Regions from separate parts of the Homo sapiens genome. Here region 1 is linked to region 2. A link is an interaction called in ENCODE POLR2A ChIA-PET data of the cell type or tissue named here. Cell type or tissue: PC-9. All regions are shown on one strand. Links, peaks and the distances in the headings refer to the core of each region. The heading gives the core; the rest is flanking DNA. Region 1 overlaps STK10 (serine/threonine kinase 10). Region 2 overlaps UBTD2 (ubiquitin domain containing 2).

Region 1 (5,372 bases), core at 239-5,238, 230 kb after region 2:
TATCTCCCGTGAGTCTCATCCCCGACTTGTGCTCTGAGCAGATTTCAGTACCCAAATAGATCTCCATGCCATATGCGCTTCCCTCGTTCCCTGCTGGGCTTTTGCCCAGCCTGTTCCCCTTGCCAGGAATTCTCTACCCACCAGCCTTTGCTTGGCCAACTTCTGTTTGTCTGCATTATTCAGGCCTCCCCCACGGAGGCTGTATGGTGTCTTCTGGGCTCCCCGTCCTTGCCCCTGTCATGGTGTTTATCACATGGGATTGCATTTGTGTGTCATCGTTAGCTTGATGGTTCATTCGTTTGTGTATTAATGCAACACATATTTCTTGAACACCTGCTAAGTGCCCCACGCTGTTTCAGACTCTAGAGACACTGCATTGAACAAAAGGGACAAGTCCATGCCCTCCGGAAGAACCGACCTTCTAGTAAGGGGCCAAGAAGCAGGGAGGGAAACAGCATGGGGGGGTCACAAAGTGAGGCTGCTTCAGACGGTGTGGCAGGAAGATGTCGTCTAAGAAGATGACATCTGAGCCAAGATCTGAAGGACCTGAGGGAGGGAGGCGTGCAGCCGTGGGGGTTTTCAGGGGGACATTCCCAGCACAGGGAAGAGCAACTGCAAAGGCCCGGACACCTTGCTCGTGAAACAAGGAGACCCCTGCGGCCGGAGAGAGTGGTGGTGACGGTGGGAGGTGATAGGAGGTAAAGTCAGAGGGGTGGGGGGCCTGCGTAAAGTCTGGCTTTTACTCTGTGTGAGATGGAAGCCACTGGAGGGTTCTGAGCAGAGGACAAGGTGGTCTGACTCATGTTTTGAAAAGGATCCCGCTGGCTGCCCTCAGGGGTCAAGAGTGGAGGCAGAGAGACCAGTCAGGAAACCATTGTGATAGCCTTGGTGACTAATGATGGCAGCTTGGACTAGGGTGGTATCTTGAACTAGGATGGTATCAGAGGTTGGGGGAATTTGTCCATTTCCTCTCTAGCTGGCACTCTAGACGTTCTTGCTGGTCACCAGCTTTGGGATCTTGGGCAAGCCATCTTCCCCGCTCTGGGCCGTATTAGTCTGGATTCTCTAGAGAAACAGAACCAAGATAGAGAGAGGATGTGTGTGTGTGTGTGTGTGTGTGTGTGTGTGTGTGTGTAGGGAGAGGGAGAGGGAAATTGATTTAGTTATTTTAAGGAATTGGCTTACACGATTGTGGGGGCTGGTAAGTCTGAAATCTGCAGGACAGGTCAGCAGGCTGGAGACCCAGTTGTTGTTGCTGTCTAGAGGCAGAATTCCTTCTCTCTTGTTTTCTCTGAAGGCCTTCAACTGATTGAGGCCCACCCACATGATGAAGGGTAATTTGCATTACTCAGAGTTTACTGATTGAAATGCTAATCACATCTAGAAAATACCTTCATAGTGACATCTAGCTGGTGTTTGACCAAACAGGTGGATACCGTGGCCTTGCCAAGCTGACACATAAAATTAACCATCACAGAAATCAGTCGGGCACAGTGGCGCATGCCTGTAATCCCAGCTACATGGGGGGCTGAGGCAGGAGAATGGCTTGAACCCGGGAGGCGGAGGTTGCAGTGAGCCAAGATCGCATCACTGCACCCCAGCCTGGGTGACAGAGCAAGACTCCGTCTCAAAAAAAAAAAAAAAAAAAAACCCAAAAAACATGGGACCTCAGTGTGGTTATTTGTACAGTGAAGCTATCAATACTGCAAGGTTATGTCAGAAGTTGCCAGCACATAGTACAGGCCAAGGACATACTCATTCCCCTAAACTCTCTGAGGAGAGAACTGCCCAAGTTACTCTTAATCTCATGCCCACGGGTCCTGAAGTCCTGAGGTTTGTTCTGCCATCGTACATCAGTTCTGCTTACTGTAACTGTGGTCTGGACAGGAGGCAACTGCCCATCTCAGCTGTGTGATGGCCTTGGGAGTCCTTGAATTGAGGCCTCCCTCCCTGCGCTCATGGAGCTTTCTGGCTGGAAGCTGGCCAAGATCCCAGACTTCCTGTTAGGCCCACGCTCATCAGTTTCTGTAACCATGGTCTGCTGGGACTTTCCATACTTGACAGTCAAGTCAATAATGTTCCTGCTGACATAGGTTGGTTCTGCAATCAGGAAATGAACGTCCACCTGGTTCTCTTACCTGGGGGTTCTATACCCTTGGCCTATCCTGAGAGAGTTTGAAAATGAATGATCGCGTTTCCTCTAGCTATTGCCTTATGTCTCAGATCGCTTCAAAGAGGGGCCTGGGCTCAGGGGAGGCACCACGAGTGTGCAGTTGGGAAGCCAGCATTGGACTTTGCCTGTGGGGGCTGCCTCTTTGCAGAATTCTTTATAGAATTCTTCTGTCATTAGCTGCTTGGGTTTCTGCTGGAACAATGACCCGGAGGTGATGATTTTCATTCGAGAATAAATGGTCTTTTACATTCTTGCATTACGGTCAGCAGCCTGTGAACCCCCTGCCTTGTATGGAGGCAGGGAGATGATTGTACATTGTGGAGTATTTTTAGAAAAATTCAGATGTATTTCGAGTAAGTACGGAATATCTGGTAGAGTCAATGAAGTGTTGCTTGGGTCAGTGTTCACACAGAATGTGGCCTCAAACAAGTCAAATCTTCCCTCCTGAACCCTGGCTTTTCGGGCTGTAAAATGTAGATAATATTTATTTCCTTAAAGTAGGTGTTAGCAAACCACTGCCAATGTCCTAATCTGGCCCACCACCTATATTTGTAAATAAAGTTTTATTGGAACACAGCCATGCTCGTTCATTTACAGATTGTCTGTGGCTGATTTTGTACTACAGTGGCAGTTGAGTAGTCACAATAGAGACCAAATATGTCCTGCAAAGCCAAAAATGTTTACTATCTGTCACATAACAGAAAAAAGATCGCTGACTCTGGCGTAAGAAGGTTGTATTGAGAAATATATGTGGTGGGTAGAACAGAATAATGCTTAAACAGCCCAGGCTTTGGAGTCACACAGGTGGGATGAAGTCCTAACTCCTCCATTACTAGTTGTGAAACCTTGGGCAAGTTACTAAACCATTCTGTGCTCAAAAAGTAGTAGCTATTATTATTAAATTGTTGGTATTCCTAGAGCAGAGGTCCCAAACTGATAGCCTATGTGCTGGAATTGGCTTACAGGCATGGTATGTTTGGCCAACATAGTGATGTAAAAAAAATTTTTTTTTTTTTTTTTGAGACAGAGTCTTGCTCTGTCACCCAGGCTAGAGTGCAGTGGCACGATCTCGGCTCACTGCAACTTCCACCTCGCCTCAAGTGATTCTCCTGCCTCAGCCTCCCAAGTAGCTGGGATTACAGGCACACACTACCAGACCTGGCTAATTTTTGTGTTTTTAGTAGAGATGGGGTTTCGCCTTGTTGGCCAGGCTGGTCTTGAACTCCTGACCTCAGGTGATCCGCCCGCCTTGGCCTCCCAAAGTGCTGGGATTACAAGGCTGAGACACCGCACCTGGCCTGTAAATTGTTTAAAAGATGTCCACTTTTAAGTATATAAGGAGATTTTACATTAAAATCTTGATTTCCAGTTTCTTTAGAAAATCCTAGGCCAGGCGCGGTGGCTCACGCCTGTAATCCAAGCACTTTGGGAGGCCAAGGTGGGTGGATCACATGAAGTCAGGAGTTTGAGACCAGTCTGGCCAACACGATGAAACCCCTTCTCTATTAAAAATACAAAAATTAGCCAGTCATGGTGGCAGGTGCCTGTAATCCCAGCTACTGGGGAGGCTGAGTCAGGAGAATCACTTGAACCTGTGAGGCTGAATTTGCAGTGAGCCAAGATAGTGCCACTGCACTCCAGCCTGGGCGACAGAGCAAAACTCTGTCTCAAAAAAAAGAAAAATATTTCTGGTAGGATCCAATTTACCTAGATAAACTTGCTTGTGCCCAAGGGAACCTCCCGCAGTGCTTTTCAACTAGAGCTCTCCTCTGAGTTACCTGAAGAGTTTGTACAGTACAGAAGGCCTTGGTCCCACCACAGATCTTCAAAATCCGAACCTCTGGGTTTAGGCAAAGGCACGTGTATTTTGTTTTTGTTTTTGTTTTTGTTTTTGAGATGGAGTCTCGCACCGTCGCCCAAGTTGGAGTGCAGTGGCGCAATCTCAACTCAGGCATGTGTATTTTGAAAAAAAAAACTTCTGACATCTCTGCTTCCTTTGCTGCTCAGTCTCTCTCCATCTTCTCCCTCGGGTTTTTCTCCAGTCATTTGGCTGTTTTCCTGCCAGGGGATTTGCATCTGCTTTTTTTTCCTCCCTGCCCCGTCTAGATTGACATTTCCCCCAACTGTACCCTTCAGTCCACAGGGAGCTTCTGAGTGGCGGTGGCAGGAGGTGGTACTTACCTCCTGTGGGAGGAGCTCTAGGGTAGGAAATAGGGAAGCCGTAGTTTCTCAAGCACTGAGGCCTGGAAGGGAATGTTCCAGAGAAGGCCATGTCAGTGGGGGTCCTGTGAGTGGGAGACCCACGTGTGGCCTGCAGATCTCACCAAGTGCCATCCATCCTCTCTCTTCCCTAGGCTCTGGAAGAGGATCTGAACCAGAAGAAGCGGGAGCAGGAGATGTTCTTCAAGCTGAGCGAGGAGGCGGAGTGCCCAAACCCCTCCACCCCAAGCAAGGCCGCCAAGTTCTTCCCCTACAGTTCTGCGGATGCTTCTTAACAACCGCCCGGGGCTGTGGCTGGCAGCTTGGTGGGCCCCAGGGCCTTCTCCTTCATTCTCTGTGAACATGTAACTCAGGACCCCTTTTCCCTCTTGCGTCTGTGCCAGCTCAAATCCAGCCCCTCGCCCTGTGCCACCCCAACTGTGCCTGATAGACCTGCCCCAGCGTTCCTGACTTCTTGCTGGCCTGTGGAGGGTGAGGTGTAATTATTTGTCACCTGAACCTAATGTATATTCTCCTTGAGCCCCAGATCCCTTCAAGCTGGAAGGGATGGGGCTGTTGGTGGGGTCAGGGTCCAAGAGGAATGGGTGTTCTGTGGCCTCGAGTCCTCTCCTGTTTGCGAAAATACCAGTTTTGCTCTCTGTGGGACAAAGCACTGCTGATGAAGTCCCCGTGGGCTCATCCGGGCTGGAATTCTTGGTTTTTCAGCCATTCCCTGCAGAGTCACTCAATCATCAAGTCCCTCACAGCCATTTCTGTTCCCAGAGGAGCCAGGCCTGCAGCTGGCTGCTCAGGAGATGGCCTCATTCCTCCTGTTCTCCCAGTTTGCTTTCCACTTAAGACAAAGCCTTGTCTATGTGGGGGGCGGGGACCGGGGAAAGAGGGAGGCTGAAATGTTTATTCTGCTTCTCCCGTGTTTCATGCCATCTCGCGTCCCCCTTCCTGCACATGGGTGTGAATGCACACACATACGCGTACACAC
Region 2 (5,372 bases), core at 321-5,320:
TGGGAGGCCAAGACAGGTAGAGCACTTGAGGTCAGGAGTTCAAGACCAGCCTGGCCAACATGGAGAAACCCCATCTCTACTGAAAATACAAAAATTAGCCGGGTGTGGTGGTGGCGAGTGCCTGTAATCCCAGCTATTCAGGAGGCTGAGGCAGGAGAATCGCTTGAACATGGGAGGCAGAGGTTGCAGTGAGCCAGGATCACGCCATTGCACTCCAGCCTGGGTGACAGAGTGAGACTCGGTCTCAAAATAAATAAATAAAAATAAAATTGTGGCAAAACATATAACAATTACCGTCTCAACCATTTTTAAATGTGTAATTCAGTGGCATTGATTATATTCACAACGTTGTGTGGTCCTATATGTAGAATCATAAAATATTTGCCCTTTTGTTTGTGGTTTATTTACTTACCATAAAGTCTCCCGTGTTCATCCTGTTGTAGCATGTATTTGTACTCTATCCTTTTTATGGCTAAATAATATTCCATTGTATGTATATACCGCTTTTTTTTTTTTTTCCCCTGAGGCAGAGTCTCACTCTGCCTAGGCTGGAATGCAATGGTGTGATCTCAGCTCGCTGCAACCTCTACCTCCCAGGTTCAAGCGATTCTCCTGTCTCAGCCCTCCGAGTAGCTGGGATTATAGGTACGCACCACCACGCCTGGCTAATTTTTTGTATTTTTAGTAGAGACGGGGTTTCACCATGTTGGCCAGGCTGGTCTCCAACTCCTGCCCATGTATATACCACTTTTTTTTTTATCCATTCATCTGTTGGACATTTGGGCTGCTTCCAGATTTTGGTGTGAATGATGCAGCTCTGAACTTTGGTGTACAAGTGTCTGTTTTCAATCTCTGTTTCCAGTTCTTTCAGCTGGATAGGAGTGGAATTAATGGGTCATATGGTAATTCTGTGTTTACCTTTTTGAGAAACTACCAGATTATTTTCTACCACTTATTCTTACCAGCAGTGTATGATGGTTCCAGTTTCTCTCTTTTCACCATCACTTGTTATATTCCATTTTTTAAATTACAGCAATTCTGAAGTAGTATCTCTTAGTTTGATTTGCATTTTCCTGATGAGTAGTGGTGTTGAGCACCTGTTTTCATGTCCATTTATATATCTTCCCTGGAGAAATATTTATGCCCTTTGCTCATTTTTTGAGTTATTTGGCTTTTTTTTTTTTTTTGAGTGGTAAGAGTTTTATATATTCTGGATATTGAACCCTTATCAAATATATGATATGCAGATATTTTCCCCCATTCTGTGAGTTGTCTTTTCATTCTCTCGATGGTGTCCTTTCATGTACAAAGTTGTTGTTGTTGTTGTTGTTTTTTAATAGAGTCTCGCTCTGTTACCCATGATGGAGTGCAATGGCGTAATCATGGCCTACTGCAGCCTCTACCTCCGGGGCTTAGCCAATCTTCCTGGTTCAGCCTCCTGAGTAACTGGGACCACAGGTGTGCACCACCACAGCCAGCTAATTTTTAAATTTTTGTAGAGACGGGGTCTTTCTGTGTTGTTGAGGCTGGTCTCAAACTCCCGGGCTTAAGTGATCCTCCCTCCTTGACCTCCCAAAATGCTGGGATTACAGACGTGAGCCACCGTGCATCACCTAAAGTTTGTAATTTTAATGATGTCCGATTTATCTATTTTTTTCTTCTGTTGCTTGTGCTTCTAGTTTCAGTTTTAAATATAAAGTAACCTTTCACTGATGTATACAGAATAGATCTATAGCCAATAATTTGCAAATCTCACAGCTAACATTTGCTTTCTCAACAAGAAGTGGAAAACTTTTATTTCCTCTGTCTGATCTGATGAAAGGTTATTAGCAGTGAAATGGTTTATAGAAGTTGACAATTCAGTTAACAGGGTAGCTAAAAAAGAAAAAAAGTTGACAAAAGTAATTCATAAATGTACTTCGTCTTCTTTTTGTTCCCTTCTTTTTTTTTTTTTTTTTTTTTTTTTTTTTTGAGACAGAGTCTGCTTTGTCACCCAGGGTGGAGTACAGTGGCATGATCTCGGCTGACTGCAATCTCCGCCTCCCAGGTTGAAGCAATTCTCCTGCCTCAGCCTCCCGAATAGCTGGGATTACACGTGTGCACCTCCACACCGGCTAATTTTTGTATGTTTAGTAGAGACGGGGTTTCACTGTGTTGGCCAGACTGGTGTCGAAATCCTGACCTCAAGTGATCCCCTGCCTCAGACTCCCAAAGTGCTGGAATTACAGTTGTGAGCCACTGTGCCTGGCCATTTTGTTTCCTTTTTTTGTCTTCTTCCTTCCCTCCCTCCCTTCTCTCCCCCTTTCCCTTTCTTCCGTCTTTCCCTCCCTCCCTTTCTTTGTCTCTGCACCCCAATAATGAACCTTACAAATGAAACCATCTGTCCTAAGGAACATAATGCAACTGGCCCACATTACGGGGTCAGAAGGCGTGGGGGACTGATCTTCACCCCAGTTGATTCTCCAGCTCAGTTTGTAAACTGATAGTACATGAGTCACATCCAGTCAACAAACATGCTTTGTTTGGCCTGTATGATGTTTTTAAAAACATACCAGATAGAAGAATGGTTATGAAGTAAAGCTTGGAAGTGGTTGTAAACAATACATGCATGGGGTAATCGTTGGTAAAGTGGCTGCTTTGGCTTGAGCAGTGTGTGTGAGAGAAAATGATGGAGAAACTGGACAGGTATTGCGTAGGATGTTAGTGTGGACTCTTGAAGAGAAGAGCTTATCTGATGAAAAGAATGTACTGACTGCTAAATATCATTCACTAAATATTAGTTGAACCACTATTATGTACTAGTTACTGGGATTACAACAGGGAAAAAAAAATCTCTGCCCTCAAAGGAATTTACAGTCTAGTATTTTGCTGCTCAGAAAGTTTTGTCTCTGGAGCAGCAATATCGGCATCACCTTGGGAGCATGTTAGAAATTCAGAGCCTTAGACCTACAGAATCTGCATTTTCACAAGATTCTCAAGTGATTTCCTATGTACATTAATGTTTGAGAAGCATTGGTATAGGATTGCCTAAAGTGGGAAGAGACTAGGATGAGGAACCCATGAGGGAAAAAAATGGAATGAGTTGGTGATTTATTGGATGTAGGGGTACAGAAGAGAAAAGGAGAAGTAAAATAATACCATGTTTATGAACCCGAGTGACCAGGAATATTGAGGTAGCTTGGCAGGTTTTGTGGAATAAGAAAGATATCTGGGAAAAGCCCTGGTTTAGCATTCAGTATATGTTAAGGTGTAGGTGACAGAAGAATGTCTAAGTGGAGTCACCATGTAGTGTGGTACGGAAATTTAGATAGGGAACTCCTAGATGCTTAGGGCTATGATTGTGGATTTTGGGATCAGCTGGGGTGAGTTGACTGAAGGTGTAAAAGTGAGTGACTGCTAATAAGTAAGTGAAAGAGGAGGAAAATACTAAGAATTGAGTCATGAGAGTTTCATAAAGGGTGAAGCAATAAGAAAATCACCTCTAATCAGGCCTGACACATAGTAAGTAGGTACTTAGTATACTGAATTTTGTTGAATTGGGAAAGAGGGAAGCAGGTCTCTGCTTGTGAAACTAATCTGGTTGTATTTAGAACGGATCATTCTTGTAATTTCAGAAAATAATTTGGTTCAGTAACTTGGTTCTAGCTGTGGTGTGATACCGTTTGGCTGTGTTCCCACCCAAATCTCATCCTGAATTGTAGTTTTCATAATCTCCACGTGTCATGGGAGATACCCAGTGGGAGGTAATTGAATCATGGGGGCGGTTACCTCCATGCTGTTCTTGTGATAGTGAGTGAGTTCTCACAAGATTTGTGGTTTTATCAGGGGCTTTCCCCGCTTTTGCTCGGCACTTCTTCCTCCTGCCATGTGAACAAGGACGTGTTTGTTGCCCCTTCCACCGTGATTGTAAGTTTCCTGAGGCCTCCCCAGCCCTGCGGAACTGTGAGTCAATTAGACTTCTTTCCTTTATAAATTACCTAGTCTCAGGCAGTTCTTTGTTTTTGAGACGGAGTCTCGCTCTGTTGCACAGGCTGGAGTGCAGTGGCGCAATCTTGGCTCACGGCAAACTCCACCTGCTGGGTTCATGCCATTCTCCTGCCTCATCCTCCCAAGTAGCTGGGACTACAGGCGCCCGCCACCATGCCTGGCTAATTTTTTGTATTTTTAGTAGAGTTGGGGTTTCACCGTGTTAGGATGGTCTCAATCTCCTGACCTCATGATCCGCCCACCTCGGCCACCCAAAGTGCTGGGATTACAGGCATGAGCCACCGCGCCTGGCCTCAGGCAGTTCTTTATAGTAGCATGAGAACGGACTAATACATAGTGTTTGCAAAAATTCTAGCTGTAGTTTGTTACTCATATCCTAAAACAAGGTAGACTTCTTAGGTATACAATTCCAGAATATACCAGTAGCCCTTTTGAGGTTGGTGTGGTTCAGGACAAACACATTCTCTGTAAGACTTTCTTCACCAAGAATGTCCAGTGTACTTCTTTCTTATGTATTTTCAGTGTCCATTATGTTCTACACATCATCTAACTGGTTTATTGAATTTTCTTATGCTTCTATTCTTTGGTTTGTGCCAATAGTAAAGAGTAAAACAGCCAGGTGCAGTGGCTCACACCTGTAATCCCAGCACTTTGGGAGGCTGAGGCGGGCGGATCATGAGGTCAGGAGATCAAGACCATCCTGGCCAACATGGTGAAAGCCTGTCTCTGCTAAAAATACAAAAATTAGCTGGGCATGGTGGCACGTGCCTGTAGTCCTAGCTACTTGGGAGGCTGAGGCAGGAGAATCGCTTGAACCCGGGAGGTGGAGGTTGCAGTGAGCCGAGATTGTGCCACTGCACTCCAAGCCTGGCGACACAGCGAGGCTCCGTCTCAAAAAAAAAAAAAAAAAAAAAAAGTAAAGCAAAATTGAGCATGAGGAGGACTGAAGATTTAGTCTCCTTGTATCCCTAGTGTGACAGTGGAGGTGAAAATCCTTCATATTTTCTGGGTCGGTGAGCTCTGGGGCTTTATGAGAGAGGTGCCTAAAATTTCATACCACTTTGGCAAGAGACTTTTAGGACATTTACATGATACAAAGCAGAAGGCAGCAAATTTTACTAGGAGGAGTGGAGTTGTAGGGAGGGGACCAAAAAGAAAATGGGCAGCAAGAAGATATAGGTTGAAAATACAGTGGTACTCTGGGTTGGCAGGTATGAGAACCTAATATATAGGTCAAGGAAGCTACAGTCGGAAAATATTAGACATGAGGAGAGCTGAATCCTCTTTGGGAAAAGTTTTAGCACTAGAGTTTACATTAAAAATTGACATAGGCCATTGTAGCTGCTTCCTGATCATCTACCTTCCGTTGGGCTAGTCCCACTCCA

Evidence for each region. ChIA-PET counts read pairs that join two places held together with the same protein. Peaks named below come from ENCODE experiments on the same cell type or tissue, not always from the same donor. Only the 100,000 strongest peaks of a DNase experiment are listed, where the experiment ranks them.
Region 1: POLR2A ChIA-PET joins it to region 2 with 8 read pairs; 7 of 35 experiments call an interaction of 5 or more read pairs at or near these places.

What each region holds. Positions count from the first base shown.
Region 1 is chr5:172,044,178-172,049,549 of GRCh38, reverse strand. It overlaps STK10 (serine/threonine kinase 10), which reads left to right. Exons shown (of 19, transcript NM_005990.4): 19 at 4,528-5,372. The coding sequence ends at 4,668. Among named protein-coding and RNA genes, the nearest start is that of FBXW11, 40 kb to the right of the region's middle. In PC-9, for the core only: no CTCF peak of the experiment used is centred there; no DNase peak of the experiment used is centred there.
Region 2 is chr5:172,273,667-172,279,038 of GRCh38, reverse strand. All of the region lies in intron 1 of UBTD2 (ubiquitin domain containing 2), which reads left to right. Among named protein-coding and RNA genes, the nearest start is that of UBTD2, 7.4 kb to the left of the region's middle. In PC-9, for the core only: no CTCF peak of the experiment used is centred there; DNase peaks (open chromatin) are centred at 2,628 and 3,418; H3K4me3 peaks cover 404 bases; H3K27ac peaks cover 3,127 bases.